Linked DNA regions of Mus musculus: all the other regions are linked to region 1. Evidence: chromatin loops called from intact Hi-C (ENCODE). Cell type or tissue: heart. All regions are shown on one strand. Region 1 overlaps Ubtd1 (ubiquitin domain containing 1). Region 2 holds the start of Rrp12 (ribosomal RNA processing 12 homolog (S. cerevisiae)). Region 3 holds the start of Pgam1 (phosphoglycerate mutase 1). Region 4 overlaps Mms19 (MMS19 cytosolic iron-sulfur assembly component).

Evidence for each region. A loop is a pair of places that touch in the nucleus more often than their neighbours do. Peaks named below come from ENCODE experiments on the same cell type or tissue, not always from the same donor. Only the 100,000 strongest peaks of a DNase experiment are listed, where the experiment ranks them.
Region 2: a loop joins it to region 1, with 11 times the contacts of the local background. A loop is called at or near these places in 9 of 42 quality-filtered maps.
Region 3: a loop joins it to region 1, with 3 times the contacts of the local background. A loop is called at or near these places in 5 of 42 quality-filtered maps.
Region 4: it touches region 1 in a loop (4-fold over the local background); 4 of 42 quality-filtered maps call a loop at or near these places.

The regions. Positions count from the first base shown.
Region 1 is chr19:42,023,150-42,031,149 of GRCm38, forward strand. The region is part of intron 1 of Ubtd1 (ubiquitin domain containing 1); the gene reads left to right. Among named protein-coding and RNA genes, the nearest start is that of Ankrd2, 8.9 kb to the right of the region's middle. In heart, no CTCF peak of the experiment used is centred here; a DNase peak (open chromatin) is centred at 3,202.
Region 2 is chr19:41,894,203-41,902,202 of GRCm38, forward strand. It overlaps Rrp12 (ribosomal RNA processing 12 homolog (S. cerevisiae)), which reads right to left and starts at 1,951. Exons shown (of 34, transcript NM_199447.2): 1 at 1,737-1,951; 2 at 946-1,175. The coding sequence starts at 1,875. It also overlaps the pseudogene Gm46644. In heart, a CTCF peak has its summit at 4,819 (motif pointing right); a DNase peak (open chromatin) is centred at 2,019; H3K4me3 peaks cover 2,220 bases; H3K27ac peaks cover 859 bases.
Region 3 is chr19:41,911,214-41,919,213 of GRCm38, forward strand. Pgam1 (phosphoglycerate mutase 1) reads left to right here and starts at 658. Exons shown (of 4, transcript NM_023418.2): 1 at 658-973; 2 at 4,392-4,666; 3 at 5,430-5,610; 4 at 6,393-7,452. The coding sequence starts at 835. The coding sequence ends at 6,562. In heart, CTCF peaks have their summits at 3,497 (motif pointing right) and 3,697 (motif pointing right); DNase peaks (open chromatin) are centred at 648, 1,338 and 1,688; H3K4me3 peaks cover 4,083 bases; H3K27ac peaks cover 2,987 bases.
Region 4 is chr19:41,948,239-41,956,238 of GRCm38, forward strand. Mms19 (MMS19 cytosolic iron-sulfur assembly component) reads right to left here. Exons shown (of 31, transcript NM_028152.3): 12 at 7,585-7,723; 13 at 7,181-7,335; 14 at 6,880-6,958; 15 at 6,495-6,620; 16 at 6,228-6,309; 17 at 5,679-5,779; 18 at 5,431-5,580; 19 at 4,169-4,324; 20 at 2,514-2,613; 21 at 1,743-1,845; 22 at 1,531-1,599; 23 at 1,217-1,343; 24 at 1-78. Among named protein-coding and RNA genes, the nearest start is that of Zdhhc16, 19 kb to the left of the region's middle. In heart, a CTCF peak has its summit at 4,278 (motif pointing left); no DNase peak of the experiment used is centred here.

The sequences.
Region 1 (8,000 bases):
ACATAGTCATTCTGACTTAGGCAGTCTGAGTCAGGTGCTGGGAGTGACCACACACACACACACACACACACACACACACACACACACACACACACACGCGAGCGCGCGTGCGCTTTCACCACCTGTAGTGTTCTCTGTCCTGCCTTCCTCTCACCACCCTCCCTTTGGTGCCAGACACCACTCATTATCCAGGCCAAGCCACAGCAGCCACCATCATTATCCTCCCCCACCCCAGACACTGTGCCCTCTTGCTTTCTCCTCTCCCCAAGTCAGCTTGGCATCCACATTGAAGACCATATGTTAAGCTAACCTGTGTTAACCTATGCTGCGTTATGGCATTTCCCTTCCTGTTCTGCTATGTTTACAAATAGGATTTTTTTGGGGGGTGGGGGGGTTGAGGCAGGGTTTCATATAGTCCAGGCTGACTTTGAATTCCATGTACAGCAGAGAATGACCCTGAACAACTAGCTCATCCTGCTGCTACCGCCCAATTCTAGGTTTACAGATATGTACCCCACATATAAGTACGAATTGGGGTTTATGGTTTCCCATGCTGGGGATTGAACCCAAGGCCAGGCACCTAGGCATTAGCTTGGTAATACTCTGTCACTGAGCTGAGCCCCCAGGCTGTCCTCTAACCTCCATATTGCTTTGTGACCCATGCTCCCTCACACACATCATGCCTACACACACACACACACACACACACACACACACACACACACACCCTTGGTTTCAGGGATCAGACTTAAGTCAGCAAGTGTTTCCTCCACCAGGACCACCTGAGCTTTGTCAGCTTGCATCTGTGCTCTTAGCAGGCACTCCAAGAACTCCGGTACAGGAGCTATGCAGTGTCTCTTGGAGGCTCCTGCCCCTCCACTCACACACACACACACACACACACACACACACACACACACACACACACACACACACACGTCCTGCCCAGTCACAAGAGCTTTTGCTCCTGCCTGCTCACTCGAGTCACAGGAGCCCAGGACCTTGTCGCTCTTTCTTTTACCTCCTCCCATGGAGATGCGCCTTGAGCATAATTGTTGTGTTTACAGTCTTTTGTGGGCTACATCCAAAGCCGGGGTGTTTCCTCTGCTCCAGCTTCTAAGTAGTCACCACTGCATGTGCTGCTGTGGAACCTGCAGAACCCACCCTGGCCCAGGACGAAACTCACGGTGCTGCCTGCCAGTGCTGAAACTCTAACTGCTGCTCTCTCTTCCTTCCCATGCTCCCTGCTCACCCTCAGCTGGCTACCCCCAAAATACCAAGTGTCCTCTGAGCTTATTAACAACTTCCATGGTAATCTGATTACAAACACAACTAATTCTCATTGTAGAAAACTTTTTTAAAAGAATTATTTGTTTATTTTATATGAATACTCTGTAGCTGTCTTCAGCCACACCAGAGGAGGGCATGGGATCCCATTACAGATGGTTGTGAGCCACCATGTGGTTGCTGAGAATTGAACTCAGGACCTCTGGAAGAGCAGTCAGTGCCCTTAACCACTGAGCCATCTCTCCAGCCCCCAAAAAACTTTTGAGAATTTAACAACAACAACAAAAAATCACTGGTAACTGCTGCCATTCATCTATAGCCACTGTTCACATTTCAGTATAAATTCTTGCAGCCTTTTTAATATTTATATAATTATGCATACTCTTTTAGAAGCAAAAGCTGGGGCACAGAGCACTTGTTGGTCTAGAGCCTTTCCTCATTGTTACAAAGTGGCTGCCACTGATGGGTGGCACAGAGGGACATTTTACTTCTTTTTCTGCATAGTTCAGCTGTCCCAGCTGTCCCTGCATGAAACTGCTGAATAAAACCATTTATCTTGGGGATATGTTCTCAGAATACATTCCTAGAAAGCCAAAAAGTTAAGCCAAACTTTGTAGTTTTGACATCATATCAAATAAATAAGCTTAATAAGATTTATAACAATGCATTGCCATACGATTGAGTATTCATATCCTTTTTGAGACAAAGTTTCATGTAGCCCATGCTGACCTCAGACTCACTCTGTAGCAAGAGCAACCTTCAACTTCTGACCCTCCTGCCTCCACCTCATGAATCTTGGGGTTATAGACCTGTACCCAGTGGATCTGATACTAAGGATCAAACCAGGGCTTTGTGGGACCACCATCAATCAACTTCATTCTTTTTATAAAATTATTCTTTCATTTATTTCTTCATGTGTTAGTTAGTTAGCACAGCATCTTACAATGGAGTCCTAGCCAGCCTTGCATTTGCTGTAGCACAGGCTGGCCTCAGATTCTTGGCAGTCCTTCTGCCTCAGTCTCCTGACCAGTACAACTACAGCCAACTGTCCAATTTGATTTTAACGTGTGTGCATGGGTGTGTGTGTGTGTGTGTGTGTGTGTGTGTGTGTGTGTGTGTGTACGCGCACACTCGAGTGCGCATCTCACTATAGAAACACAGGCATCACAGACAAGCTCTACCTTTCCCAGCTCTTACACAGGGTTGGGGGGGTTGAACTTAACCTTTTTTGTTTGTTTTGATTTTTGTTTCTCTGAGACAGGGTTTCTCTTTGTAGCCCTGGCTGTCCTGGAACTTGCTCTGTAGACAAGGCTGGCCTTGAACTCAGAGGTCTACCTACCTCTGCCTCCCAAGTGCTGGGATTAAGGACTGTACCTAGGCTGGAGAGATGGCTCAGCAGTTAAGAGCACTGACTGCTCTTCCAGAGGTCATGAGTTCAAATCCCAGCAACTACATGGCAGTTCACAACCATCTGTAATGAGATCTGATGTGTCTGAAGACAGCTACAGTGTACTTATATATAATAAGTAAATCTTTTTAAAAAGGCTTGTGCTACCATCTGGCTGAGGTCCTTATTTATTATGTAGCAAGCATCTTACTCTCTAAGTCATTTCCCTCAGCCCCAGTTTGTTTGTTTGTTTGTTTGTTTTGTTCAATTCAGCTACCTACAAAATATCTTGAAAGTAAAATTTAAAAGCCATCATCAATTAACTTTCGTGCTTAGATGAAAAGCTTCCTTTTCTGGTTTGTCTGGATTTTGTCTGATTATACACTCCGGCACATAGGGCTCAGATATCCAGGCATGTGTCCTGTGTGTGCTCATGTTTGTGCCTGGAGAGCTGATATTTTTATGCTATGTTTGACCCACGATGAGGATCCAGGCTGGCCTAGAGATGCTGCTACTGCCCTCTGCCGGCCCACAGGAGAACAACACTGAAAGCTCACTGGCCTGATGGTACCTCCCTTCTGCTCCTGCCTCACCACCCCCTCATGGCTGAGGGAAGCGTGAAAAGCCTTGTATCCCAGGTCACTGTGGTGCAGAGAGGCTCAGGAACAGTGTCAGCTCACGAGTGAGAAGTGTATAAATGGCACTTTAGAAAGTTAGCTGCTGTGTGGGTGGAGGAGAGATAGCCCTGGAGGTTGCTTTAAGAGATATATGAGCAAAGCAGTATTCCCAAGGAAGTTGTGAACAAAGACAGCATCCCAGGTATAAGTGCGGGCTTCCAAGGTGATGCAGAAGCATCAGATGACAGACACCACACCGCCACGCTGTGTTTACGTGGGTTCTAGAGATTTGAACTCAGGTCCTCACAGTTGCACAACAGAATACCACAGGGTTGTTATTGTGAAGAGCAGTCCTTTACACAGCCCTTGGGAGAGGCACGTATACATAGTTACAGTTCAGATGTCCTTAGGGTCACAACTAAGTAACCTCAGTTGTCAGGCGCGGCTGAGGTAACACTTGAAACATCCCCAAGCTTTCCTGTGGCTTCTGTAGGAAGCCCATGATTAGCAGAGAATGAGGGCACATTCCTGTAACGCTAGCATGGTGAAGTCAGGGGAGGCAGGTTAGGAGTTCAGGGCCATCCTAGACTAGCTGAGACCCTGTCTTACAGGAAAGCAGTAAGAAAAGGAAGCAGTGCAAAAGGAAGCAGTGCTGACACTCAGGAGCCTCCTTTTCTCAGCTCTCAGCAGGTTAGGGGCTGCCATGTGCCAGACCCTACCTCTGCCCAAGCTAAGAGCAGCAGACAGCCAGAGAGAAGTATATCTAGCAACAAAGGAGGCAGGAAAACTACAGAAAGGTTCCAGAGGCCAATGAGCACTGAGCAGGGGCCAGAGGCTCATAATCAGGGTCCCAAGGGCATCCCCACTACTAGCCATGGCTCCTGCTGGATCTCAGCTCCAGCCAAGGAGTAATCACCCCCAAGACCCAGAGAGACAGAGGCAAAGGGCGTAGAAATCAGGAGAGATGGGTCCTTGCTCAAGGCAAAAACATCTTCAAACCAAAGTCCATCCCAAAAATGTGTTTTCAAAATGTGTTGCATTTCCCAGTGCCTCTTTACGTTGATCTTGCTTTGCTTTTTGTGGTTTGTAGGAAGTGTAGGGATTATTCTATACAATAAACCTGTAACCCCAACATGATTACCAGATAGCTCACCTTCTACCCCTGTCCCTACCAGCAGTGTTCTTTCTTGCTGGAGGAGAGGTGGTACGTGCACCTGGGCTCATTTCCGGGCTCTCTCTCCTGTTCTTTTGGTCTCTTTGTCCATTCCTGATGAACATGGCACAGGGCCTCCATAATGGTGGTGCTGGCTATCCCACTGTATCCCTGGCTCATAGCTCTTTCCCATTCATTCATTCATTCATTCATTCATTCATTCATTTTGTATCCCAATCAGTTTATATTGCAGCCCAACTCCCTTTTCCAGTCTCTGGCTCATGTTTTAAAGACTCTTATTGCTTAACTTTGCTAATTGATAACCTGTTCTAATTCCCAGTCTGAAAGTACTTGTAAGCCTGGTTCTTCTGCTGTTCTCTGGCTCTGACTCACACCACTGTATTTATTGCATCTTATGAACTCCATTGTTGGGTTCTTGTTTCTTTTGGTTTTTGAGACAAGGTTTCTCTGGGTAACCTAGATTGGCATAAAACTTACTGTGTAACCAGCCAACCTCAAACTTGTGATCCTCCTACCTCCATCGTTTGAGTACTGGAGTTATAGGCAAGACAGAGTCTTATCATAAAGCCCTGGCTGTCCTGGAACTCACTGTGTAGATCAGACTGGCCTCCTAGCTCACAGAGATCTGCCTGCCTCTTCCTCCCAAGTGCTGGGATTAAAGGTGTGAACCACTACACCGGACCTCTGTTGAGTATTTTCAAGAGCTGGTTTGAAGTTGTTTTCTGTGTTTCCCAGGAACATGTTCCATTTAATGTTGGCCACAGCTTTCCACTCACACAAAAAGAACTGTGTATTTTGGAGTACAAGCCATAGGACTTAGTAAAACCCCTCATTCTGTCTTCAAGGAGGCCATTTAATCTTCCTACATCTGCCCTGTCTTCTGTGAAATTGCATCCTAGTACCTACTGCCTCAGGCCACAAGGCTGGGATGGGGTAGGGCATGTAAATGAAAAGACATCAGTGGTGGTCTGTGAGTAGCGTGTTCTTGTACTGAGTAGCTGCAGTCCTGGCCACCAGTGGGGGCAAAACAGTGCAGCCTCAGCCTCGGCTACTAGCATGACCAGTTACAGAGCACAGCCTTGAACTTGCTTTGTAGTCAAGGTGAACTTTAATGCTTCACCTAGCTCCTGTGAGTTCTCAGCCCTCAGCTTTGAGATGGCTGAGCCTCCAGATGCCTGACAGAAGCCTCTGCCCCTGTCTTGACCATAGGCTGGAACTGTCTTGTAGATCATTTGGACCTGGGCACCAAGAAGAAATGACACTTAACAGAAATAATTTTCTTCAGATGTTGAAGAAATTAGTTGTTTATGACTTTTTAAAATTATTACATCATGAATACACCTCAGAAATATAATGATTATTTATATATACAGACACTGGAAAAAAAGAAAAAGTTCATTATATTGACATGGTAGAGTAATAAGATGTTAGTAATTTTATTTGTATGAGTGTTTTGCCTGCATATAAGTCTGTGTTCCACATGCATGCCTGGTACCTGAGGAGGCCAGAGTAGGACTTCAGGTTCCCTGGATCTGGAGTTATAGCCAGATGTGTTCCAGTATATGGGAGCTGGGGAGCAAACCAGAGCTAGTGAGACAGCCAGTGTTTCTTAACTGCAGAGCCAGCTCTCCAGCCTCAAAATGTTTTAGTCACGTGAAAAGTTGACATTAATATAAATATGAAGTAAAAGGATGATTGAAATCGTATATTGGCATGAAAATATCTTAACTCCTTTCGGGGAAAAGGATTGTAAAGAAATGAATTTAATATCATGATCCAAGTGCAGAGTACAGGAGAATATTGCACCTGTCTGCCTGCCTGCCTATCTCTCTCTTTATTTCTTTCTTTTTTCCTTTTTTTTTTTTATGACAGGGTTTCTCTGTGTAGTTCTTGCTGTCCTGGAACTCACTCTGTAGACCAGGCTGGCCTTGAACTCAGAAATCCGCCTGCCTCTGCCTCCCAAGTGCTGGAAGTAAAAGTGTCCACCATATTCCTTTTGAATTCTAAGTAATTTTTTCCCAGTGGCAGCATAGTACAGTGGTCAGAGGCTGGACTTGGAATCAGAAAGTCATGGGCTTAGCGTCTGTTTGGCTTTTGACGATAGACAGACTCCTGGTTTTCCCATCTGTTGGGTTGTTCTGAGGTGTAGCCACGCGCCAGGGTGCATTTCTAGTATGCAGAAAGCCTTGCCTTTTTTTTTTTTTGGTTTTTCGAGACAGGGTTTCTCTATATAGCCCTGGCTGTCCTGGAACTCACTTTGTAGACCAGGCTGGCCTCAAACTCAGAGATCCACCTGCCTCTGCCTCCCGAGTGCTGGGATTAAAGGCGTGCGCCACCACGCCCGGCTCTTTTTTTTTTTTTTTTTTTTTTTAAAGGAAGGAAAGAAAGAAGGCAGGCAGGTGAGGTGGGGCATTGAGTCTGAGGACTTTCCTGTGTTCTGGCATACTTGGCTGTAAATGGTTTGCGTTACTAGGTTTCTCCTTGTTTATGGTGTGGCTTTGGCTATTTATAAGGTAGGAAGCATATTCATGGGCATACGATGACCCCCTTTTCCTCTCAAAGCATGGGGGGTGGATCTTCCTATAAGGTAATTATTCCCATGATCCTCTTGAAAAGCTTAAAGATGGACCATAGCCACAGTTCGAACGTTCTGTAATGAAGTGGAGTACTCTGAGGATACAGATCTGTCATTAGTGCACAAGTCTGACTACTGGGAAAGTTCGCTGGCACCATAGTTGCTGGCACCGTGGGAAGACCCTAACTGCAGCCTCAAGGATGCTTGTCCATAAAGGGCGTCCTGGCCACTGAGCATTGCTGGGCACTGCTGGGCCTTCCTAGTTAACCCAGCTGGTCTTATTCTGTTATTCTTAAGGTATCTGTACTGTTTCCAGATTTCTTTTATGCTGAACATATACTTCTTTATAATCCAAGAGCAAGATAAAAATGTCCAATAACAAGCTGGAGGCAGTGGGACATGGTTATATTCTCAAACCTTAGAAAGCTGAGGCAGGAAGATCGTAAATTCTAGGTCAGCCATGAGATATTCCATAAAATAAAATAATAAACCTTTAACAACAGCAAAGGTTGTGCAAACAGTCCCTAACTTTGGATCTTTTCATTGTCTATCTGTCTTTTTTCTTTCCTTCCTTCTTTCTTTTCCTTTTTTCCTTCTTTCATTTCCTTTCTTTCACTTTCTTAATTTTTTTTCCTTAAAAAATCACATTGTCAAGGTTAGAGAGATGACTCAGTGGTTAAGAGTGCTTGCTGTTCTTACAAAGGACCCTGGTTCAGTTCCTAGCAATCTTGTATGGCTCACAACTATTTGTAAGTCCAGTCCCAGAGGCTCAGATACCTCCTTCTGACCTCTGAGGGCACGAGGCATACACATGGTGTGCACATGCAGCTAAGACGCCCATACAAATCACAGAAAGTTTAGAAACACATACCCATACCCACACGGAAGTCAGAGGGCAGCGTATAGGGGCTGGTTCTCTCCTTCCACTATGTGGGGTCCTGGGAACAAATGTAGGTAGTG
Region 2 (8,000 bases), 130 kb before region 1:
TATGAACAATGCCCACTGGAGAGACTCAAATTGGGAGACTAGCTATAACACTTTAGTCTATTTATATCTCTTTGTATCATTTAGCATTTTTTTAAAGATTTATTTATTTATTACATGTACATACACTGTAGCTGTCCTCAGACATCCCAGAAGAGGGCATCAGACATGTGGTTGCTGGGATTTGAACTCACGACCTTCGGAAGAGCAGTCAGCGCTCTTAACCGCTGAGCCATCTCTCCAGCCCCTCATTTAGCATTTTTAATATTCCTCATTTAAATAATAAAAAAATAAACATATTAACTTTGAAATGTCAATTAAGTAAAACATTTTTCGTTAAACAAAACAGATCCCAAACCACAGTTATTCACCATGAACTTGAACACTAACATCCCTGGAAATACATGTAAAGATTCCCGTTTGAAGAACAGCTGAGGAGACAAAGGTTGACAACATTTCTACCCTCAGTCTGGCTCAGCCAGTAAAGTACTTGCTCCCAAACCTGACAAGTTGAATTTGATCCCTGAGCCCCACATGGTGGAAGGGAAGAGAAAGGTCTCCCTAAAGTTGTCTTCTGACCTTCATGCCCATGCTGTGACACGCACAATCAAAATTAATATGCTTTGTTGAGCATGAAGACACAAACCTTTGACCCCAGCACTTGAGAGGCAAAGACAGATTGCTCTCTATGGCTTTGAAGCCAGTCTGGTCTACAAATGGAAACTTTGTCTCAAAAAAATAAACAAAAAAATTTCAAACATATATGAACATTAATTACCACACACGATTTTTAAGGGGACTCTGCCCAAGAGTGTATGTGAGGGGCACAAAGGGTAAGAGAGATGACACATCATCCAGAAATACCAGTTGCTGTCACCAGAGCTGTATGAAAGTCATCTTGAATGTGCCCTGCCTACTGCCCTACAAACTCAGCAACCAATCTCCTACCTCCTTGTGAGCAGCTGAGTTGGATTCCCAGAAGCGCTGCACTTTGCTGAAAGTGACATTTGTACAGTCAGACAAGCCACTCAGAAACGTGCCCGAGGACTTCTCGGTGAAAGCCACCTCTGGATCTTGGTCCATGGTCGTCTCAGGGGCTTGGCTTTTGCCCAGGCTCAGGGTCCCCGACTGCAGCTCATTATGCAACTTCACAGCATCAACAGTCAGGTCGCTCTTTCCTGAGAACCAGAGTAACAAGGTAATGGCCCCATTTCCACCCAAACTTCCTTTAGCTGAAGGAACAGAACCCCTAAGAAACAAACCAGAGGGTTTAGACCCCCCCAATCCCAGCGGCAGGATTCCAAACCAGGCTTGCCTGCACAGCCCTGTGTACGCTTGCAATTTTCAAGGCCAAGAGAAAGGAACCCCAGATCTGTTTCTGCTTCCCTGTACTAAAGGCACAGGGACATCCAGAGCCAGGGTCGTATACTGTACGGAGACACCCGAAGGCTGAAGATGTGGGTTAGTAGTTGAGTGTTTAGTTAGCGTGCACAAAGTCCTGGGTTCGCTCCCTGACACTCCCTCAACATATACATAAATCTAAAGGGGCATCCAAGGGTAGTGACGGCCGTGTCCCTGAGACCGCGGTATCCTAGACAAGTCATTTCCCTTCAGAGGACAATTTCCGCATCTGTCAAACTCGAGGGGCGGGCCTTCACAGTGAGCGCCAGGACTGACATTACAAAGTGGCAGGCCGAATGCCACAAGATGCCGCCCAAGGAGTCCCACGGCCCGGCTACCTGACGGGCGGCTGAAGAAGCGGCTCCGAGCGGCCTGGCGATGGCGGCAAGTGGCGGGGTTGCTGTCGCTGCTGTGGCCTTTCTTCCAGCGCTTCAACTTGGCCGAGACACCAGAGGGCAATTTCCCCGAGCGACCCATGTTGACCAAACGGTGGCTCGCACTCGCCCAGAGAACAAGCGTCCACACACGCCGAAAAGACAGCAGAAGCCACGGCAGAACCCACGTGTGTGTCCTCAGCCGGCTCCGCAGCCCCTTCCTCTGATGTCACTTCCTGTCTCCAATCTGTTACCATGGCAAAACCAATCAACATCCGTTCTGAGGCTTCCTATTTGCTTTGCGATCTTAACGCTGGGGAAGGAGTTCTGGTGTTTCGGATGCTGTGTGGGCTCCTGATGCACCGCCAAGATTCGTGGCCGTGAAGGAAAACCTTGTAAAACGGGAATTTCTTTGGAATTAAAAGACAAATTTATATTACTCTCAAAGAATCAGTTGTTCAGCCGGGCGTGGTGGCGCACACCTTTAATCCCAGCAGAGGCAGGTGGATTTCCGAGTACGAGGCCAGCCTGGTCTACAAAGTGAGTTCCAGGGCAGCCAGGGCTATACAGAGAAACCCTGCCTCGAAAAACAAACAAACAAACAAAAATCGGTTGTTCAAGCGGAGCGGTGGTGTCCGCACGCTTGTAATCCCGGCAAACTGGAAGACTGTCGTGAGTTTAAAGCCAGCCTAGTCTCCACACTGCGAGATGCAAAATCCTGTCTAAAAACAAAAATAACAAAATAAATACATCAGTAATCCCAGCGCCTAGGTAACAGACGTTGGTTGATCTCCGTAATTTCAAGGCCACACTGCTCTAAATATTGAAATAGTGAACTCCAAGACATTCAGGGCTACACAGTGAGAACCTGTCTCAAAAAACAGAAACAAACAAACAAAAAACCCTAATAAAGTTTAAAAAAGAAAACAATAATCAAAAACTATGGATGTATAACAAATGAAAACATCTTGGCCTCACGAGAGATAAAAGCAACAACTAGTGCCCACGACTTGCTTTGCAAATTGAAACCACAACGGAATAACGACAGAAAGGAGCAGTGGTGGTGCCCTGTTGCCAAGAACACAGCCCTGATGTCTCCATGTGCTGCTGTTGGTTGATATGGGCACTTTGGGAAACTAGTACTATTTTTAAAAGATGTATTTCTTAAGTTATGTGTACACCCGTGTGATGGTATGAATTCAGGTGCCTGTGGAGGCCGGAAGCATCAGACCCCCTGGAGCTGGAATTACGAGCAGTTATGAGCTGTCTGAGGGTGCTAGGAGAAACCTGTCTCAGGTCTTCTGCAAGAGCTGTGTGTGAGTACACTATCACTGTCTTCAGACACACCAGAAGAAGGCATCCGATCCCATTACAGATGGTTGTGAGCCACCATGTGGTTGCTGGGAATTGAACTCAGGACCTCTGGAAGAGCAGTCATTGCTCTTAACCACTGAGCCATCTCTCCAGCCCTAGCATGAACTCTTCACTGTTGTTAATTCATCTCTCCAGCCCCTGCTCCCTGTTTGTATTTTGAGGTCTCGTGTGACCTATGTTGGCCTTAAACTCACAGCAATTCTTCTGCCTCTGCTTCGTGAGTGATGGGATTGCAGGCATGAGCCCTAACATCTAGCTTGGTCTAGTAGTATCTAATAAAACATATGTCCACTCTACCCAGCAATTCATTCCTATATATACACCCAACAGAGACGATTACTTACTTGCTAAAAAAGAGATAGTTGAGAACTAGAAGTGACCAAACACCCATCAACAGAATAGGTCAGATTCACTGTGATATAATGATATGTAATGGAATATTTTATCATTTTTAAACAGCAGCTTCTGCATAGTATACACAGAGATCTGCTATGTGCGTGTATGATTCAAATTAAATGGAAGACTCCAGACATAAAAGAATGTAGCCAGGCAGTGGTGGCGCACGCCTTTAATCCCAGCACTGGGGATGCAGAGGCAGGTGGATTTCTGAGTTCAAGGCCAGCCTGGTCTACAGAGTGAGTTCCAGGACAGCCAGGGCTATACAGAGAAACCCTGTCTCAAAAAAACAAAAAAACAAAAAAAAATGTGTATTGTATGATTCTATTAATTAAAAAAACAAAAGGACCCCAGTATTGGAATCTGGTACCAGCTGAGAGTAAGCACAGTAGATGTAGTTATAGTCTAATATCTTAGGGGTTTACATAGATGTATTCACCAAGTAATGGTTGTGTATTATATACTTACCTGAATGTATCTTAAAAAATAGAGGGGCTGAAGAGATGGCTCAATGGCCCAGCATCATACTCTGGTTTGCTTCTTTTCTATTTATTTATTTATTTATTTATTTATTTATTTATTGCAGAGGGAAGGGATGGGATAATCAAGCCCTTGCCATGTAACACATTCTTCTTTTGGATTCATGGCAATCCTCCTGCCTCTGTGTATGTGAAGGGCTTGAATTACAGGTGTACACTTCAATGTTCGGCTCATATATATTTTACCCTCTATACAATACTAAACCCACTGAGCTATCATTTGGAGTCAATATGAAAATGGCTGTCCGTTAAGTGACTTTTCTCACTGCTGGGACAAAATGCCCAACAAAGCTATTTAAAGAAGGAAGAATTTGTTTTGGCTTACAGTTTGAGGGAACAGTCCATTGTGGTAAGGAAGACAAGGTGCTAGGTGTGTTGAGCACATTGTGCCTGCATTCAGGAAGCAGGGACAGACAGACAGACAGACAGACAGAGGCTGATGGTACTCGCTTTCTTCTTATCCAGTCTTAGCCCATTGAATGTTGCTGTCCACATATTCAGGGTGGGTGTGCCCCTTCAGTTAAACATTTCTGGAAATGGCATTAGGCACACCACACACACACACACACACACACACACACACACACACACACACACACACACACTACAACCAGAAATTTGTCTTCTAGGTGAGTATAAATCCTATCAAGTTAACAATTAAAATTAACATGGAAAATTCCAAAAAAACAGGTCACGGTACTTGGCATGAGCATAGAGTCACATTGTCACCACAAGAGGGAGCATTTCAAGCAACCTGGGCTATACCCATATGGAAAGGCTGAAATGTTGGCTAGAGTAGAATTTTGCAGGCCCACTCTTCTTGCTCTTTGGTGAACAACACAAACCTCCTCACCTCCAAACTGTGTGCACAAGAAGCACGCCTCTGCCCCTCACTGCAGGGATCACATCTTGGTGAAGTACCAACTTCCCTACCCGTGAATTCTATAACTGGCTTCCGTCAGGAAGATCTATCAAGTCCAGGATTCCTCACACCACATAAGCCACGAGACACCACCCATAGGATATCACTACTCTTAAACCGTTTGAACCAGGACTCCTGTCACCACTTGCTGTGTGACCTTGAGCAAGTCACTTTATTCTCTGTAATAGCTATTCTTGGCTGTCAACTTGACTACCTCTGGAATGAACTAAAACCCAAATGGTTAAAGCACACCTGTGAGGGATTTTCTTCTTAGAAAACAAATTAGAAGTGGGAAGATTCACTTCTAATCTAGATCTTTGTTTTGGTTTTGGTTTTGGTTTGGCTTTTGGGTTGTTTGGTTTGGGGGGTTTTATTTTGTTTTGCCTATTGTTTGTTTGTTTGTTTGTTTTCTGTATTTTTAAGGCAGGGTTTCCCTGCATAGTTCTGGCTGTTCTTGAACTCATTCTGTAGACCAGGCTGGCCTCGAACTCACAGAGCTCTGCCTGTTCTTGCCTTCTGAGTACTCGGATTAAAAATGTGCACCAGCACCACTGGGCCCCCATTGTGGATCCTTGAGGTTAGAAGACACGCCATTAATCCAGATCTTTTAAGAAGATCCAGCTTGGATCTTGGCCACGCCTTCTTCTGGCAGCCTATATAGAGGATGTGGACGGAGGAAGCTTGCTCCCTCTTCCCTGCTAGCCAGTCCAGTCCTTCACTGGCTTCAGAACCTACATCCTTGGGATTCTGGTGTAAACTGAAGACCAGCTGAGACATCCAGCTGCATGCGAACTCAACTACTGGATCCTTGGACCTTCCACTGTTAGATAGCCATCGTTGGACTGGCTGAGACACAGCCAGTAACCCATTCTAATAATCCCCCATATATGTTATACGTATTTGTGTATATTTATTATACATTTATTAGTCAGGATGCTCTTGAGGGACAGAATTTGTAGAATGAATAATAAATAAATCTCCAGGCCTCAGATTGTTCTAATCTGTAAAATGGGCATGATACAAAAAAAAAAAAAAACCAACATGCTTGCTCATAGGTTTCACAAAAATTAATAGGAGCATGAAAGCAAGGTGCTGACCACAGGGAACATGGCGAGCAGGCGAGGAGTGTGAACTGTGGAGCTGTCATTGCTGTCTAAGAAACTAGCCTTGAGTTCCAGAAGCTATTTATGATTCAAGCTTAGGAGAGCGCAGCCAGCCTCCCCACTTTGCAAACAAAAAAAACCTGGTCTCAAAGGGTTCGATGACTCCCCAAGGGCACACTAGTCGAGCCGATAGCTGGGCAAAGGCGGGAGAGACAACTGTTGGTAGGCACATCTATAAAAAACCAACAGTGAGGCTCCAAGGGAGAGAACAGAGCTACTGCACCCAGAGAGCTAAGGGCAGAAAGAGCAGGAAGGTCCTGCATAGGTCAGTGGTTTTGTAATCTGTTAGGCCACCAGGCAGTAGGAAGGGGAAATTAAAGGTTAGCCTCTTGTCCCAAACAAAGAGGAAGTCTGTGGCTTGGGTGTGTAATTTGGAGCTCTAGCTAGCTCTAAGGATGGAGAGAGCCTCTATTGCTCTAAGAGGCTCATCAGAAGGAACTGAGTGGGACATAGTTGCTACTAAGTCCTAAGAAGCCTGGGTTTGAAGCCACATCCTGCTATGTGACATGGGACAGGTGACTGAATTTCAAAGTTTCCGTGTCTCAAAATCTGTTTGCTGTTATGTGGCTATGATAAGGCAATGCGTGAGAGGTGTTTAGCATCCCTTTCCACATGGTCCCTGCCGGGTAGATGGGCTATACTGAAAGGCTCAAGGAAGGCAGAACCGCGCCTCTCAAGTCCAGTGGCTTCGTGGAGGAGGGGAGTGAGCTTCAAGCAGAGGACAAGGTAGAATGAGGCTAGCCCATGTCACCTGTGAAGAAGAGTTATGTCACTGGTTAGTCAACTGCTGGAAGTGGGGGTGGGGGTGGGGATGGGGGGATCAGGCTATCACTATAAGGTTCCTCCTGGAAGTCCTTCTTACATCCTGGATCTAGGGACTTACCCAACAGAGAGATCAGCAGAGGGGCATATTAATCAGAAATGGGACCTAGGAGCCTAGCTCCTTGTATCTTGTTTTGTAAGGTAGATGTGGGGTGTGAGGGCAGAAGTAGACATTCTTGATCTTGCTGTGGGTTTCAAGGAAGACACTGAGATGAATTTGGGGGGGCTTAAGGCACTTATTAGAAGAGTTATTAACGCCAGGTGTGGTGGCTAAATACCTTTAATCCTAGTTCTTGGGAGGCATTGACAAGTAGATCCTTGTGAGTTTGAGGCCAGCCTGGTCTACATATCAAGCCCAGGATGCCAGGACTAAAGAGACAATGCTTTAAAAAAAAAATCAAAACTCAAAATAAGGAATTATTAATGCCACGGGGCAGACAGCAAGCAAGCAGTACAACAGTTTGCAAGGTGGGAGTAGAGGTATCCTTGAAGAGAAGTCAGGCCCACAAGGAGGCAGTGGGCAACCTTCTCATAGGTCTCTGAGGGAGGCTAAACATTTCACAGCAGGGTCAAGCAGCCAGGCTCTTCAATTCCTTAGCAAGCTGTAGGGAAAGGGTTGAGCAGCCACCCAGCCCTTTGATGTATCTGAGCTTGCAAACTCACTTCCGCAACTGAGAAATCCAGGCACCTGGGAGTCTGTGTGCTAGAGATTCATAACCAGTGTTCTTGGCAGGATGCCTGCTGGTGTCTAAGGATGAGAGGGGCTGTAACTCTGGCTGAGCAGCAGCCAGGCCTCTGATAACTAAGGCTGGTTCTTGCCTTTGTTCTCTGGCATCCCTCTTTCTATCTCCAGCGCTGCAAGAGCCCTGTGTTTTCATCTGGGATGGCCACTCCTGTGAGACTGAGCTCCATGGCCCAGGACCCCTAAACACAGGCTTGTCTTCCTCGCAGATAGACAGCCATCTTGGACTTCCCAAACCGCTGCATACTTTCCCTCCGGAGAAGCCAGGGC
Region 3 (8,000 bases), 110 kb before region 1:
TTTGTACAGCTACATAAAAATAAATAATAAATCTTAAAAAAAAAAAAAAAAAAAAAAAGCTGTGCTCTAACTGGCGTGATGAACCACGCCTTTAATCTAGCACTTCGGTGGCAGAGACAGGAAATCTCTGAGTTCTAGGCCTGGTCTACAGAACTTGTTCCAGGACAGTCAGGGTTACGCAGAGAGACTGTCTCAAAAAAAAAAAAAAAAAAAAAAAAAAAAAAAAAAAAAGCAACAAACTAGAAACAAAAAACAACAAAACAACCCAAAAGAACAATGTTCTGTTGAAGGGAAATAGCAACAACCCACGTTTAGGTTTATAGAGTATTTTACAAGTGAGGCTGAGACGTCTTATGACTTGTCCGAAGTACAAGTTAAAAGGAAAAGGGTGTATATTGGAATTGCGCAGGGATGGGACTGTGGCCTGGCAGGGCTGAAGAACTGGTCAGAGGATAGTTGATCATCCCTAAAGAGGAAGCGCGGCGTGTCCAGTCGGCGCCTGGAGCTCAAGCTCGCAACCAGCACCCTCCGCGCTCCTTGCTTACGTGCGCTCCGTGACTGCCGGGTAGCACGCGGGTACCGCTACGTACAACGCATGCGCACTGCCGCCGCGGTGCACTACACCCCCCCCTTAGCAGGCCGCAGAACTTGCCTGAGGCGCATGCGCACACGGGGCGGGCGGCGGTCTGTCGAGCGAGTGGAAAGATTTCGGGGAGAAAGTGCGCGGAAGCGGGGCGGGAGACTGTAAGTGCGCAGGCGCGACCGGGGCGGGGGGCGGGCTGCGAAGAGAATCTCGGCGATCCTCAGTTGCTGCTGCATCCTCTGCCCGTCGCCATGGCTGCCTACAAGCTGGTGCTGATCCGGCATGGCGAGAGCGCCTGGAACCTGGAGAACCGCTTCAGCGGCTGGTACGACGCCGACCTGAGCCCGGCGGGCCACGAGGAGGCGAAGCGCGGCGGGCAGGCGTTGCGAGGTACGAGCGGGACGAGCGCTGTGTGGCGTACTGGGCCAGCACCGGCCTAGGGGTCGCCTGAGCCCCCGGGCCCTCTCGAGAGGCGGGCACTTCGGTCGGCCTCTGCAGTTGAATTTTCATCTGGGGAGGTGAACGCAGGGTGGGGAACCCGCTTGTCAAGGTCACCCCGTTAAGTCTGAGAGTCTGTGCCAGAAAGAGGGCACAGCCGCCGCTAGGCTAAAATCTGTTCTTCCGGTCCGAGCAGCCCCACCTGTGGCGCCCAGGACCCTTTAGGGTACCACGAGGGCCTAGGGCGCCTGGCGGACGATTCCCCGTGACATCAGTGGCTGTACCGGAGTATACTTGAGGCGCCTGCCCATCATGGCGAAGCGGCAGGTCACGGGCTCGCCCTGGGTAGTGGGGGGGTGTTAGGTGGGGATGTCTAATGGCCTTTGAGACAACCTGGAAACCGCGTGCTTCGGAGAGCTTTGTAGCACAGCAGCAAACCACAAAACCGAATCCAGGAATGTGAGTGGGTGATTTCAGTTGATGCTCTCTCCAGCCCTATGAAGCAGGCAGATCTAATTTCCCTCCTTTTTACCTCTCTCCGTCCTCTTGTTATAGTTTAGAAAAGTGACTGGAAAGATTTGTCCAAGGTCATACAAAACTTAGTTCTAATCCAGTGTCCTTGCCCCATTTCTGGGTGGAGTAACAAGTAAGTGTGAGGAACTGGCGGGCCCTTGGCCAAGGACAGAGGCAGAGCAAAGGGTGAAAGCGTCCAGGAGATAAGCTCGCCTTTGCCTATCCATGCTGGGTGCCCCGCACCACCCACAGTTCTCTGTGATTTTGGAATGCTAATAAGAAAGCAAGGCCTCCCCGCTCCCTGTAGTGAAGAGGCACTTCTCTTGGTGATTAGGGCACATCCTAACTTGGACACGGCAGTAGCTGTGTAAAAGGGTTGCTCATGCCTACCTGAAGTGATCTTGTGTCTTGGTTGCCCTCCCTAGCTTCTTGTACACCCTTTTCAGATGAGGGAAGATTTTGAATACGAATTCCTGAGGCAAGGAAACATTGCTTTTTGAGATGCATGGCCTATGTAGGAGAGGCTAGAAAAAAGGAAAGTACTGGTTAAGGAAGCCATTTTCTTGAGCTCTGTGCCATGAAGCACTGTGTAGACCTGTGGTAGTTTGCTTATGCCTAGCTCAGGACAAAGTTAACTGCCTCTGTTCTCTGGGTATAAGATGATTATACGTTGAGCTGGAAAATAACAAGATCCATTTCAACCTTAAATACTATAGCACTAAGTTTTAGAACCTCACACGTTAGGCGCACATGGTGTTGCATGCCTGTAATTTTTCTCAGCACCCAGGCAGCTAAGAAGGGAGGCTATAGAGCATGGGCCAACTTGGACTACACAGCTGGACTGTCTTTATAAAGCTACTGTAAGTTTAGCATCTCCCAGAGATATCACAGATGATTAAAGGATGGAAGATTAAAAGCAAAAACCGACTGAGGGCTCCTGTGGATAATTGAGTAACAGAAAAGACCCAAGGTGCATACCATTCATTCCACCAGTGTTCCTCCTGCAGATTTCAGAAGGAAACTAGAGAGGCCTCCATGCAGCCTCAGGCGGAGGAAGGCCAGGGGTGAGGGGGCGAAGGGGGGGATGAGAGTCCATTGTCCCCCTGGCTGTACTTTGGATTAAATGGGTGTGTCTTTGTGCTTCTGATGCTATGGCATTCTTGCCAGGGTCCTCAGGGGGTACCACTTTGTCCTTGGGGACTATTTGGAAATAATTGCAGTGAGACAGCAGCCTGTAGCATCTCATCACGGGTGCTGAGGCTTGTTCTGTGGGTGACTCAGCCTTTTGTTGGGGAACATCCCTCCTCTCCTGGTTAAGGAGATGGTGAAGGCTGTGATGATGGCTGTCAGTTCTCATCAGCTTGTCCAGAGGCTCGGGGGTGAGATTGTCTTTCCTTGTGGGTGGTAGTGGTTTTCCTGGTATTAATCTTCCCTGTCCCCACTAGCTGGTCTCAGTGGCCTCATTGTCAGTTGACTGACTGGCAGGAAATTTTACTTCTTTTTTTTAATAACTGTTGCTAGTCTCAATATGAAGCAATGCCCAGAAAAGTTTGTGGTTAAACTTGAAGAGGGCCTTGTGTGCTGGTGAACACAGGGGTGTGTCCTGGGATAAGAAAAGGGACAGCTCCTTAATTCAAAAATATAAAGACAAGTCCAACTAGCTAGGCTTGAACTCAAGATTCCCCCAGGCTCCCTCTACTGAGCTGGGATTAAAAACATGCTGCCGAGCCCAGTGCTTGTCTTTATTTGCTTGTCTGCTAAAAATGGGTTGAGAAGATAGTAACATCATAGGATTCTAGTGAAGACGAAATCACAGTGTGGTATGGGAGCATGAGCCCTTTAGAAAGGTTAGCTATGACTTAAAGAGTTCACATGTTTTAAAGATTTATTTATGTATAGGAGTACACTGTAGCTGTCTTCAGACATACCAGAAGAGGGCATCAGATCCCATTACAGATGACTCTGAACCACCATGTGGTTGCTGGGAATTGAACACAGGACCTCTGGCAGAGCAGTCAGTGCTCTTAACTGCCAAGCCATCTCTCCAGCCCCAGAGTTCATAATTTTATGATCCTTTTTCTTTTTCTTTTTTTTTTTCCCCTTTTGCTCCTTCCTGGTGTAGAAGGCTTAAGATTTATTTTATGTATGTGAGCACAATGTCACTCTCTTTAGACACACCAGAAGAGGGCGTCAGATCTCATTCTAGATGGTTGTGAGCCACCATGTGGTTGCTGGGATTTGAACTCAGGACTCTTGGAAGAGCAGTCAGTGCTCTTAACCACTGAGCCACCCCTTCAGCCCTTTATTTATGATCCTTTTTCACTAAAACAAAATTAAACCCATTTTTCTATTGAGTAAGCACAGGTCTGTACACATGTGCATGCCTTGGGGTGCATGTATGGGGGAAGGACAACTTGTGGTCATCACTCCTTCCACTGTGTGGGTTCTGGGGATTGAACATGGTTTCAATCAAAATGTGTTCAGGAGTTAGAGTAAGATGTATAGCCTCAGGTTAGTTGGTTAACACTGCATTATTGGAATTATTGGAGTCAAGAGGAAGTGTGCTATTTGCTGTAATGTAAGTCGACAAAATTTCACTCAAGGGATGCAAGGATAATAAATGCTTTGCCAAAGAGACTTCTGTATAAAATCCTTGGAGCTCATGTTAGCCTTGCTAGCTTCTCACTTGGACTTTTTTCCTTCTTTGAGACAAGGACTCTTTGTAGCCTGGGTTGTCCTGGAACTTGCGGTGGAGGTCAGGTTGACCTTGAACTCACAAAGCCCTGTTGTCTCCCTAGTACCAGGATCACAGGCATGTGCCACAATACCTGGCTCATTTGCACTTCTTAATTTCTAGATGCTGGCTATGAATTTGACATCTGCTTCACCTCTGTGCAGAAGAGAGCAATCCGGACCCTCTGGACAGTCCTGGATGCCATTGACCAGATGTGGTTGCCAGTGGTCAGGACTTGGCGCCTCAATGAGCGACACTATGGCGGTCTGACAGGTCTCAACAAAGCAGAAACTGCTGCTAAGCATGGTGAGGCCCAGGTAAAGATCTGGAGACGATCTTATGATGTCCCACCGCCTCCCATGGAGCCTGATCACCCCTTCTACAGCAACATCAGCAAGGTATGGTTACCGATGCAGGTGCGGTCAATTCATCAGCATTGAGTTAGCATGTGGGCCTCACTCCAAGTTCTTATTTTCCAAGTCTATGTGTATGGGTGTTTTGCCTGTATATATTGCCTGTATATATTGCCTGTATATATGTGCACACATGCTTGCCTAGTGCCTTTGGAGGTCAGAAGAGATCAGATCCTGTGGAGCTAGAGGTGGTTGTGAACCTCTGAGTGCTGAGAGCCAAACCTGGGTCCTGTGGAAGAACAGCAAGTGTTCTCTTTTAACAGCTGAGCATCTCTCCAGCCCTAGGCCTCTTTTGTGTCTACATCTTGTCATTAACCTTATAAAATTACAATAGTAATAAGTAATATAACTCCCATTGCTAAGTAATGACCTTCACTTGTTATAGGATTTAGTTAGAAGTTAGTATTGTATCTGAGAGGGTACCTTCTTTCCACATCTCCACTGCCATTTATAAAGCCATTTCCAGCCTTCCCAAGCTAGCAGCAAACTAAAGTGAATTGGGAAACCTTGTTTGTTTTGTTAAACCTCTTCCCTGGATTCTAAATTATGTGTTTTGGATTGGGAAATGAGGATGCAGAGCAGTGACTACTGATCATCTTGTTCAAGTTCTGAGCTGCATTCTGGACCCTTGAGGGAGATGTTCATTAGTCACGTAATCCCTTAAGATCAGAGCTAGGTAGAATTGATAGACATGAAGTGCAACTTGGAATAACTGGCGACCTTGAAATAAGCCTTTGTTGTTGTTTAGGATCGCAGGTACGCAGACCTTACTGAAGACCAGCTCCCCTCCTGTGAGAGCCTGAAGGACACTATTGCCAGAGCACTGCCCTTCTGGAATGAAGAAATTGTCCCCCAGATCAAAGAGGGGAAAAGGGTCTTGATTGCCGCCCACGGCAACAGCCTTCGGGGCATCGTTAAGCATCTGGAGGGTAAGTGTATCTTCTTCCAGGAGTCCGTAAGGATGATTAAACACAGCTGTTAGCATCAGACTGAGTTTTGTAGCAAGGAAACCTCTGGGGAAAGTATGATAGTGCAGATGGACTTAAAGACAAACTTGTTTCTTCCTTTCTCAATCTACGGTCTGCCAGCAGGATGTGGTGGCTTACACCAGGGAGGCTGAAGCAAGAGAATCACTTAGAGTTCCAGGCCAGCCAGGGTTATATAGTGAGACCTTGATTCTAAGGCAACAGGAAGTGCGTTACAAAATAGTGACAGTGGGCCTTTGACACTCTGCTATATATAGGATGTTCAGTTCAGAACTGTCACATGCTAAGTGACTCTATGCATTAACGTACATGCTTACTTGCTTTAGGAGTGCCGGCTGAAACTGTGATCATAATGATGCAGGTCCTAGAGGCCTTGAGGACCTAGAGGTGCAGGTGGCTAGGCTATAGGATGTTCCAGGAGAACATAGTCCTTTCTGCTTTTCCACATGTACTTTTGTAGGGATTTCTGTAGTGTAACTTTCTGCAGTTTGTTGGTGGCTCATCTTAGAATCTTGTATACTTTAGTCACTCTTTCTAATGTTAAGAGGCTTGAAAGTTGTAATTGGGGGCTGGTCCATGGGGCACTAGATCCACTAAGATCCACTAGATCCACAGAAAGGATGTTTTGTTTGTTCCTACTTAAGTGCTTTGCTATTAGTAGATAAAGAGTAAATCTATAGGGGATGTGGACTCTTTCTTGTGGCTGAAAATGGTGGCTCTTTTAGGTCTCTCAGAAGAGGCCATCATGGAGCTGAACCTGCCCACGGGCATCCCTATCGTCTATGAACTGGACAAGAACTTGAAGCCCATCAAGCCCATGCAGTTCCTGGGAGACGAGGAGACCGTGCGCAAAGCCATGGAAGCTGTGGCTGCTCAGGGCAAGGTGAAGAAGTGAAGGCGAAGAGGCAGACTCCTACCCCGACACCCTCCCTGCCTGTTCCTGCCTCCTGCACCCTCCCCAGCACCTGCCACACTGACTATGTCTTTAGGATTTTAAGTTTAAGTTGTAGCTGCAGATGGGGGCCTGTGGCTCCCGTTTTCATTGTAGTATTTTATCCCCTGCACCCACTCCCTTCATAGAATCTAGTCAGAATAACGCCTCTGGGGGTGCAGGTTCTCGGACCACATCGAGGGACAGCTCCCTGTACCAGGAGAGTTGAGAGATAGTAACTATAGTTTTTCTTAGGTCTTTGTTTACTAAGGGTCTGCTTAGGAAGAATTCAGGGAGGAACTGTGCTGTGGTGTGACCAATGAAAAGCTGCAGTCCAGTTTTGTCCCTGGAACCTGTCCTGCACTCTTCCTGCAGTTAGGTAACTGGGGGCATAGTCATTCCAGTGGAGAGTGGAAGTAACCTCATGGTGATTTTTAACCCTAATTTCTCTCTGACCCTAAAGGAGCTGCTGGCCCTAGAAGGTTGGGATCAATCTTGTCAAGTCTATGTTACACTTACTTTTACAAAAAAAAGTATATATACATATTATCAGCACACAAAAGCAACTCTGAGGTTGCTAGTGACATTTGAAACAGTCCTGTGTGGTCACCAGAAAATAAGCCATTCCTCATATCAGTGGGATAAACTCCTTGTACCTCTTGCTGTGTTTGGATCCCTTGGCCTTGTTTTGTAGAGGTGAAGTACCCCTGGATCATGTCCGAGTTTTTGTCTTTCACTGTCTGAATCATGTTCCAGCTGCTTGACCCTACCGTGTGGGTTCAGAGCTCGTTTGGGCGTAACAACTAAGTCTCTTTCCAGATCAGTATAATAAAGGAGTGATGTGCAATACTTTACTGTTTGTCTTGTGTCTGTGGTCTGAGAAAACCACAGCATTCAGTTTGAGATGCACATTAAGTTCTTGTTTTAAAGGTGCCAGAGGTGGCTGGCTACTTTGAGGGATCCAACATCCTCTTCTGGCCTTGGACACGGTGCACAAACATACTCACGGGGAAACACCCATACACATGAAAGTACACCTCACCAGCCATTAAATACACTGACGTAACCAAGTTGGGAAAGGAAACCAATAACTGTTGGATGTCCAACATGGCTTCCCAGAATCTCCTGTAGAGTTTAAGAATGAAGGATTGGAGGGGTGGCTCAGTGGTTAAGAGTACTTGTTGCTTTTGTATATAACAAAATCAAACCATGTGGGTTTGATTTCTAGCACACACCCACATGGTGCACATACAATACATACATACATACAAACGGGTAAACCAAAGAGTAAGTTAAGCATCAGGAGGCCTGGCAAGATGATGGCTCTGTAAACAGGTAAAGCACTTGCCATTTAAACCTAGTGACCTGGAGTTCAATACTTGTACTCACGTAAAGGTGGAAG
Region 4 (8,000 bases), 75 kb before region 1:
GATCACGGGAGGATTCAGAGGCCAGGCCCGCCTCCACTGTGCCCACAGCGAGCTGGAGGAACTCCTCCAACTGCTGCCCTAGAAAGACGAAGGAGGACATAGTGGTCTGTAGGTTGTTCTTTAAGGACAAAGGATGTAAATCGACCTGGTGCTGAGGACATACGAAGCTATTAGAAAAGGACAACCAAAATGGCAGAATGCCAGCAGGACAGACTGGCAGAGTGCAGTACTCAACACAGGGTGCTGGCCCCTGAGAGCTGTCTACTCCAATAAAGACTCACTCTGTGGAGGCTGGAGAGAGAGCTCAGCACTTGAGAGTACTAGGTGCTCTTGCAGAAGACTGCGGTTTGGCTCCAGAACCCACATGGCAGTTCACAACCATACACAACTCCAGTTCCCAGGGATCCAATGCCCTCCTTTGGCTCCTAAGGACACCAGGCACCCATGTGGTACATATAACAGGTAAGTTCTCATATACAAAAGATAAGCATCTTTTAAAAATATTTCTATGATCTTTAAGTATGTGTATACAAGTGTCTGTGCAGCTATGTATACTGAGTGCAGGCGCTCCTGGAATCCAGAGGGTGGCCATCATATTCTGGAACTAGACTTTTTTTAATATGAATTTATTTATTTATTTATTTATTATATGTAAGTACACTGTAGCTGTCTTCAGACACACCAGAAGAGGGAGTCAGATCTCATTACGGATGATTGTGAGCCACCATGTGGTTGCTGGGATTTGAACTCAGGACCTTTGGAAGAGCAGTCAGGTGCTCTTACCTGCTGAGCCATCTCACCAGCCCCTGGAACTAGACTTACAAGCAGTTGTGAGTGTTCAGACGTGTCTACTGGGAATTGCTCTATGAGCACAGTACATACACCTAACCCCTGAGCCATCTCTTTAGCTCCCACTTCCCCACATTCTTGATAGCAGCATGATGGAACGAGATGGCAGGAGTGACTTGAATCTCCTCCTCCTTCTTGAATCTCCTCCCTCTTGGACCCTGAAATGCTCTGCTAAACTCTAGTCTCTGATAAGACTGTCTGAGGACAGTGGGTGAAGATTAGTCATTATGAGACCCTTTAAGGAGAACAAGGACTAAATTTGTAGATTTCATCACTCGGTGGCCAGAGGAGGCTCGTGACCCAGCCTAGCCCAGCCCAGCCCAGCCTAGCCCAGCCCAGCCCAGCCCAGCCCAGCCCAGCCAGGTACCTGGAGGCTGCTTGTTGAGGAGCCCTGCAAAGCACTTAGTGGCGGCAGTGGAGGAGAAAGGACAGCTGTGGCCACAGCTCTGCTTCAAAAGCTCCCGCATGAGTCGGTTCAGCTGAGGGATTTCCACCTACAGAAAACCTGGCCATGTAATGGACCCAGAAGACACTTGAACTCTAAGAAATACTCAATAGAAAGCAACATCAGAGTTCAGTATGGAAAAGAACTTTTTTAAGTGGGGAAGCAAAAGACAGCTTAGCCTGTGAACTAAGCCCAGAGGTCATCTTAGTCCAAGAGTCTTAGCCGTGCTCACTTACATTTCGTGGCAGGGAGCAGACAAAAGCCGTAAGTAGTGCAACCAGCCGCCTCTGCCCAGAGGAGCCATCCTAGAAAGGAAGGAAGAGCCCCTTTGAGCCTGCCCACCAGCAGAAGGCATGTAAGTCCATATGACCACCACAGAATAGTCCGAAAAATGAAGTCTAAAGGATATAGACTCTAGGCTCACACATCAGAGATATTAGATTATTACCTGGAACGGCTGGAACTGGTCAGGGAAGCTGTTTTCAGGTAGAAAGGAAGTGTTGCCATCTAAGAAGAGGGGCACGATGCATGTGACGCTCTGGGCAGCTAGTCTGGAGACAGAGTACCAGGTGTCATCAAGCAGTTAGGGTATGTACACATTTGTGTGCAGGTGCCATGGTTGTCACATATTAATATGTTAATTTGGTACAAAAAAAATGTCTATTCTAGACCCTGATGGTATAGAAATGAACCAGACTGATCAAAGCTGATTAAGACTCTGGGCCTATAATCTTGTTAGGAATTCAATGCATACTTTTAAACAGTCCACCGGTGAGCCTAGGACTGAAAAGTTAGCTCAGTGGTTAAGAGCACTGAGTGGTTAAGTGTTTGCAGAGGACCGGAGTCTGGTGCACAGAACCCACAGGGAGGCTAAGTTCGAGAGGATCTGACATCTTTTTCTGTCTGCATGAGGCACTGCATGCATATGGTACACACATTTGCATGCAGGTAAAACACAATACACATGAAAGAAAAAGAAATAAACCTTAAAAACCCTAACAACATAAAACACTAACAAAACCCATTACCCCAAGGTTCACCTAATAGTCTATGGTGCTTTTGAGAGACCCTTTCTTTGTGTCACCATCAAACTTATAAAACAACTGCCCCCACACTTCCATACAGACTCAGTGGACAACTGGAAAAACACCATCTGTGGCTTCTGCCCAAGAATGCTGTCCCCTTCCTGGGGGACCAGGCCACTCATGGTTTTACTCACTCAGGGCTCAGATGGGTAGTGGCAGTGCCAATGACAGATGCCAACGCAGCCAAGACCTCATCCTCCAACAGTACTTTTCTCAGAACTGAGGATTCCTTCTCTGCAAAGAATAAGACCCACATGTACACCCACAGAACCAGAAGGCCACTAGTGTGGTTCAGAAACCCAACTTTGACCAGGCACCTTTAGTCTCGGCGGTTAGAAGGCAGATCTCTGAGTTCGAGGCCAATCTGGTCCACAGAGCAAGTTCCAGGACAGCTAGGACTACACAGAAAAACCCTTTCTCGAAGAAAAAGTACCTGAAATTTGGGGTCAAGGTTGCTTGTAGTATCAGCTTTACAAGGCTGAAGCAGAAGGGCTGTGGGCTTGAGGTCAAGCCTGGGCTGTGCTAAATAGTGAGACTAGTAAGGAAAAAGGAATTCTAAGTAGCTCTTGTCCTCCTCCTGACAGGCTAACTCCAGAGCATGTTTTAGAGTGAGTGACTGAGTGTGTGTGTGAGTGTGTGTGCGTGCGTGCGTGTGTGTAGGGGACGGTTTATGCACCTGATTGCAAGTGTCCTCATAGTCCAGAAGAGAGTATGAGATCCCCTGGAGCCAGAGTGGCAGGTGGTTATGAGCCACCCATGTATTGGGAACTGAGCACAGGTTCCCTGGGAAAGTAGCCAACACTTTTAACTACTGAGCTACTCTCTCACCCCTAATATTACACGCTATTTTTTTTCTTCTTTTGCAGAAAGGGAATCATCATGTAGTACTAACTAATCTGGAACTTGCTGTGTAGACCAAGCTGGCTTCAAACTCACAAGAGACCCGCCTAATTTTGCCTATTGAGTGCTGCTGGGATTAAAGACATGCAGTTACCATGCTTTTTTTTTTTTGTATTTTTAACAGTATCTCATGAAGTGTGGGCTATACCTGAACTACTGATCCTCCTGCCTCCACTTTCCACTGGGATTATAGGAGCACTCCAGAAGTTTAATGTACCCTGAACAAACGCTATGGGCTTAAAACCTCAAAGGAAGGCATAGCTACACTTGATCTGACATAGGGCACAGGACTAGGAACACTGCACTGTGCTTATGGTAGTCAGCAGTGGAAAACAAGGCTAATTGGACAGTCTTGGCACTGTAAGTAGAAATGTTGGCCTTCCAAAATTTTTTAAGACATGTGCTTATTTTTATTGAGTCTTATTTATAAGTAAGTATCATGCAATACTACTGTCACATTATCATTAATCCTTATCAATAACCTGTGATCACACAATATGTCACACACACACACACACACACACACACACGCACGCACGCACGCACGCACGCACGCACACACACACATGCTCAGCTTAACTCTGCATGTTGTAGTGAGGAAGTAGCATTCAGATACGGCATCTTGTAAAGTTAGCAAGCTGAAGATGAAACCCAACTGGACCTACTAGACTCCAAAGCTCAAGCCTAATAAATTAATAAAGCAATTACCATGTGCATCCCTTTGACTGATGCTATTACCACTCGATTCTGGTTACTGTCACTGTTCATTACAGTGGCATTTGTGCTTTACAGTACAACACACAGTGCTGGCAATATCCAGGAGGTAGTAGTACTGTCCAACGCTAGTAGAAAGCCAACCTACTACAGGATGGAAGCAGAGAAAAATCACCTGGCATTGAAGCCTGCACAGCCAATGCAAACAGGCAGGGTACAGCTGTCTTGTGGAAATACCAGTAGCTCTCAGGGTCCTGCTGGCATTTTTCTGCCACCTGCTGGAGACTCTGACAGACAGCAACAACTTCACTGGACTCTGTAACCATATTCCCTGTGGAGGATAACGTCAGAATTCTCCTTAGGGTTTTCTGTAAAGCACTTCCAGGTCTAGGGGTGTTTTGCCACCATGTCTGTGTACCGTGTGCATGCTTAGTGCCAACGGTGCCAGAAGAGGGCATCGGGGTCCCTGTGACTATAGTGACAGACATTTGTGAGTTGCCATGTGGGTTCTGGGAGCTGAACCAGGGTCCTTGGGAAGGGTTTTATGTATCCAAGATGTCCATGCATTTCTGATCTTCCTACCTATCTCCACATCTGAGTGTTGGTATACAGGCAGGAAGACCTTGCCTATCTGATTCAGTGCTGGGGATGTGGCCCGGTGTTGCATGTGTTCTAGACAGTGCTCTACCAACTAAGCGACATGCCCAGCTCACGGTGCAACTTTTATACACACAGATAGAACAACAAGATCTCTAAAATAGAGCTGCGGGGCAGAGGATGTGTACTGTGTAATTCAAGAAGAGTAGCTCATTCAGTTTTTTGAAGATAATGAGACTGACAGAGTTGGACTGAAATCCAAGTATCAGACTTTTCTTTCTTTTATTTTTAACGTTTACCATGTCCACAAGAAAAATTTTTTTTTCATGTTTCAAATATTGGTTACCGGAAAGGAAGTGAAAGGGAGAAGAGGGAGAGGGTAGATACTGTGTGCCACACGGGATTAGAAGAATAGCTTTTGTGGGTGTGCACGGTCTCTGAATCAGCTACGAGGGTGAGCCAGGAAGCCCCGAGGATCCTCCCAAGAGATATAGTGTTCAACAGGATAACTAAGGATGACAACGGTTTCTAGAATATTGCAAAATACCAACTAGAAATGACTCTCAAGACTTCCGAGACACCAAAAGGGTTGATATGTAAGCTAACCGTAGACCACTTCCTTTCTTATGGTGTATTTGGATGAAACACCGAACTGTACAACCATAAATGTACATCCGCTTACTGTATAGCTATATTAATATAACCATATAAACAATCACTAGATATTGGTTTTAAAGAGCTTACCATGTCACTGCTACGTACAACTACAATTACAACTTACAGGCCCTAGACCAGGGTTCCATTTAGTCCTGCCCCTTGATGAGTGTTACTGCTACTTACCTTTGTTTGCTTGACAGAGATGCTGCAGTAGCAGAGGCAGTGTCTCCTTGACAATGCTGGGATGTGTTGAAACAGCTGACAAAGCTTGCAGACAGCGGAAATGCCGGGAACATTTGGTGGGACCATCTGCTCTAGCCACATCTGACTCCCCTGAAAGCAATTGGTGAGATAAGTTTTCCCTGTGTGGTGGTGTGAAGGCCCTCTCAGAAAGCCCTGCTGGCAAGGGTTGGAACAGTTAGGACACATACCTTTATGCAGCTCCTCAGCAAGCTTGGGGAGCAAGTGTCTGCTGAAGGCTCCAGGATACAGAGTGGCCAGGGTTCCTGATGCCTCCAGTGCGGCCACCCTACTGGGGACAATGAACAGCATTAGCAGAGCCTTGGCCCATCCCTCTCTTCCCAAGGCCTGGGAGCAGGAAGCTCCACGAGAATGGGCTATCATGGATACCTTGCTGAAGAGCAAGACCCAAGTCCTACAACACTTGGTTGGACAGGACTTCTTTTTTTGTTTTTGTATCGTTTTTGTTTTTTGTTTTTTCCTTCTTTTTGAGCCAGTGTTTCTTTGTGTAGCCCTAGTTGTCTTAGAACTCTCTGTAGACTAGGTTGAGGTCAAACTCACAGAGATCGGCCTTCCTCTGCCCTCTGAGTGCTAGGATTAAAGGCTTGTGCCATTGTCTTTCTGACCACTCAGGAGCCATAACACACAGCACAGAACTCTGGCCCTGGCTGCATCTGCTGCTACTGATACAGAGGTGGGGAACAACTGCCCAGGATACCTCAACTGCTTTAGATTCTCACCAACTCTGGGAATCTTCCTCCAGGAAGGTCAGTCGGTACAGGTGACCTACTGCCAGCTCCAAGTCCTCAGCAGACAGGAGACCTGCAGTTAGAGAGAACACAACCTGCATCTGTGTGTCCTTGTAGCCACCGCCCTCCCAGGAAATCCTAGGAGAAATTACAGCACCCAGTGCCGCAGTGAGGACAGGGAAACACTGCTCTTCACTCAAGACAGAGAATGCAAGGAGGGATCAATGCCCTCCTTGTCCTTTCTCCTGTGACATGTACCTGGCTGGGCACCCAAGACTGTGAGCGTCCGGATGCCAACAAGCTGAAGCTGGGTGCTGGGGTCTGTTAGAGCCATGAACACCAATGAGCATAGCTGGTCTTTGAAGCTACTCAGAGGCCTTTCATCTAGGAGAGACAAAGGCCAGGTCAGACGCGCTCACACCCATCCCTGACTGCAGTGCTGCAGACAACGTTGGGCAGATTTTAAGAGCTGGGATTCTAGGAGACATGCATTGGAAAATGGCAATGCCATCAGTATAATATTGCACTGCAGCCTATGAACATGGCCACTCTCCTGGACTCCTCTCTAGTACTCTGTCCTGCTGTACTTCTGGGCTACAAGGCTCAATAACTGCCCAGGATACCTCACTCCAAGTGACCTCACCTCTGTCTTCATAGCTCCATTTCTGCTGTAGCTTTAGGAATCCCAGGATCATTTCAAGGATTGTCCGACGCTGGTTGCTCTGTGATATTTCAAGGAATACTGGGGTTAGAGACTATGTTAAAGGATTTCAGCTCTGCTATTCTAACAATGAACCTTTTACTTAAGACAGAGACTATGTGAGAGTAAACAAGGGAACAAGCTAAGGCTAACAGAAAACCCAGATCTATCTGAGACCAAACTAGAGTATCAGTCTCTCCAAGAAAGGGACCACAGGCACCCAAGTCTCATCTGTCGCCCTTACCTGGCTGTGCTTGTGGAACTGTTCCAGCAGCAAGGGAAGCACGTTGCTGGTGAGGTGCTCACAGGCCCGGGCAGACGCACCTGCAGCTGCCTGCAACAGCTTAGCGCTAGGCCATACAAGTTTCATGTCTGGTTCACATAGATGGTGCCTGCAGTCTAGAGAGGCAGCAATCACAGACCTGGGGAGTAGGCCAAATATTGCCTGTTTCCCCTTTAATCATAGAGGTTGGAAACTGACACCTGGAACTATTTGCTATCAGTTAGCCTCTAACTGCTCTCAATACAAGTAGGGCTGCAGCCCCCAAATTATTGGACATGTGGGAGCCACCCATAAAGGACCACTGGCCCAAAGGAATATCAGCTCTAAGGTGCTCACTCCCTTCGCTGGCTCCACAGTCCCATTACCTTGAAGGATGTTGCTGAGGAAGGAACCAAGGAGGTCCTCAGCATCAGCTCTCAGCACAGAGCAGGACAGACACGCAGTCAGGGAGTGGAGAGCTGCCAGGCCCTCTGCCTCTACTCGCTCACTAGCAGTCTGGAAAACCTGTCAGGAAGGGATCCCATGGCTACTGAGGTGAGCTTGTACCAGCTAAGTCCCCACCACTCCACTGCCTTTCTTCTTGGGGTGCAGAAGAATATGTACTTGAGAATGTTTGGGGCACAGCAATGAAAATTAAAAACCCAATCTACTAGTATCATCTTGGTTGGTTATATGTTCAACAAGTCTTTTACCCCACTAGGAATGACATACTGCAAGAAACAGTTACCCACATAGAATAGAGATTATTGTGACCCTTATTTAAGTCTCTTTCTCTCTCTTT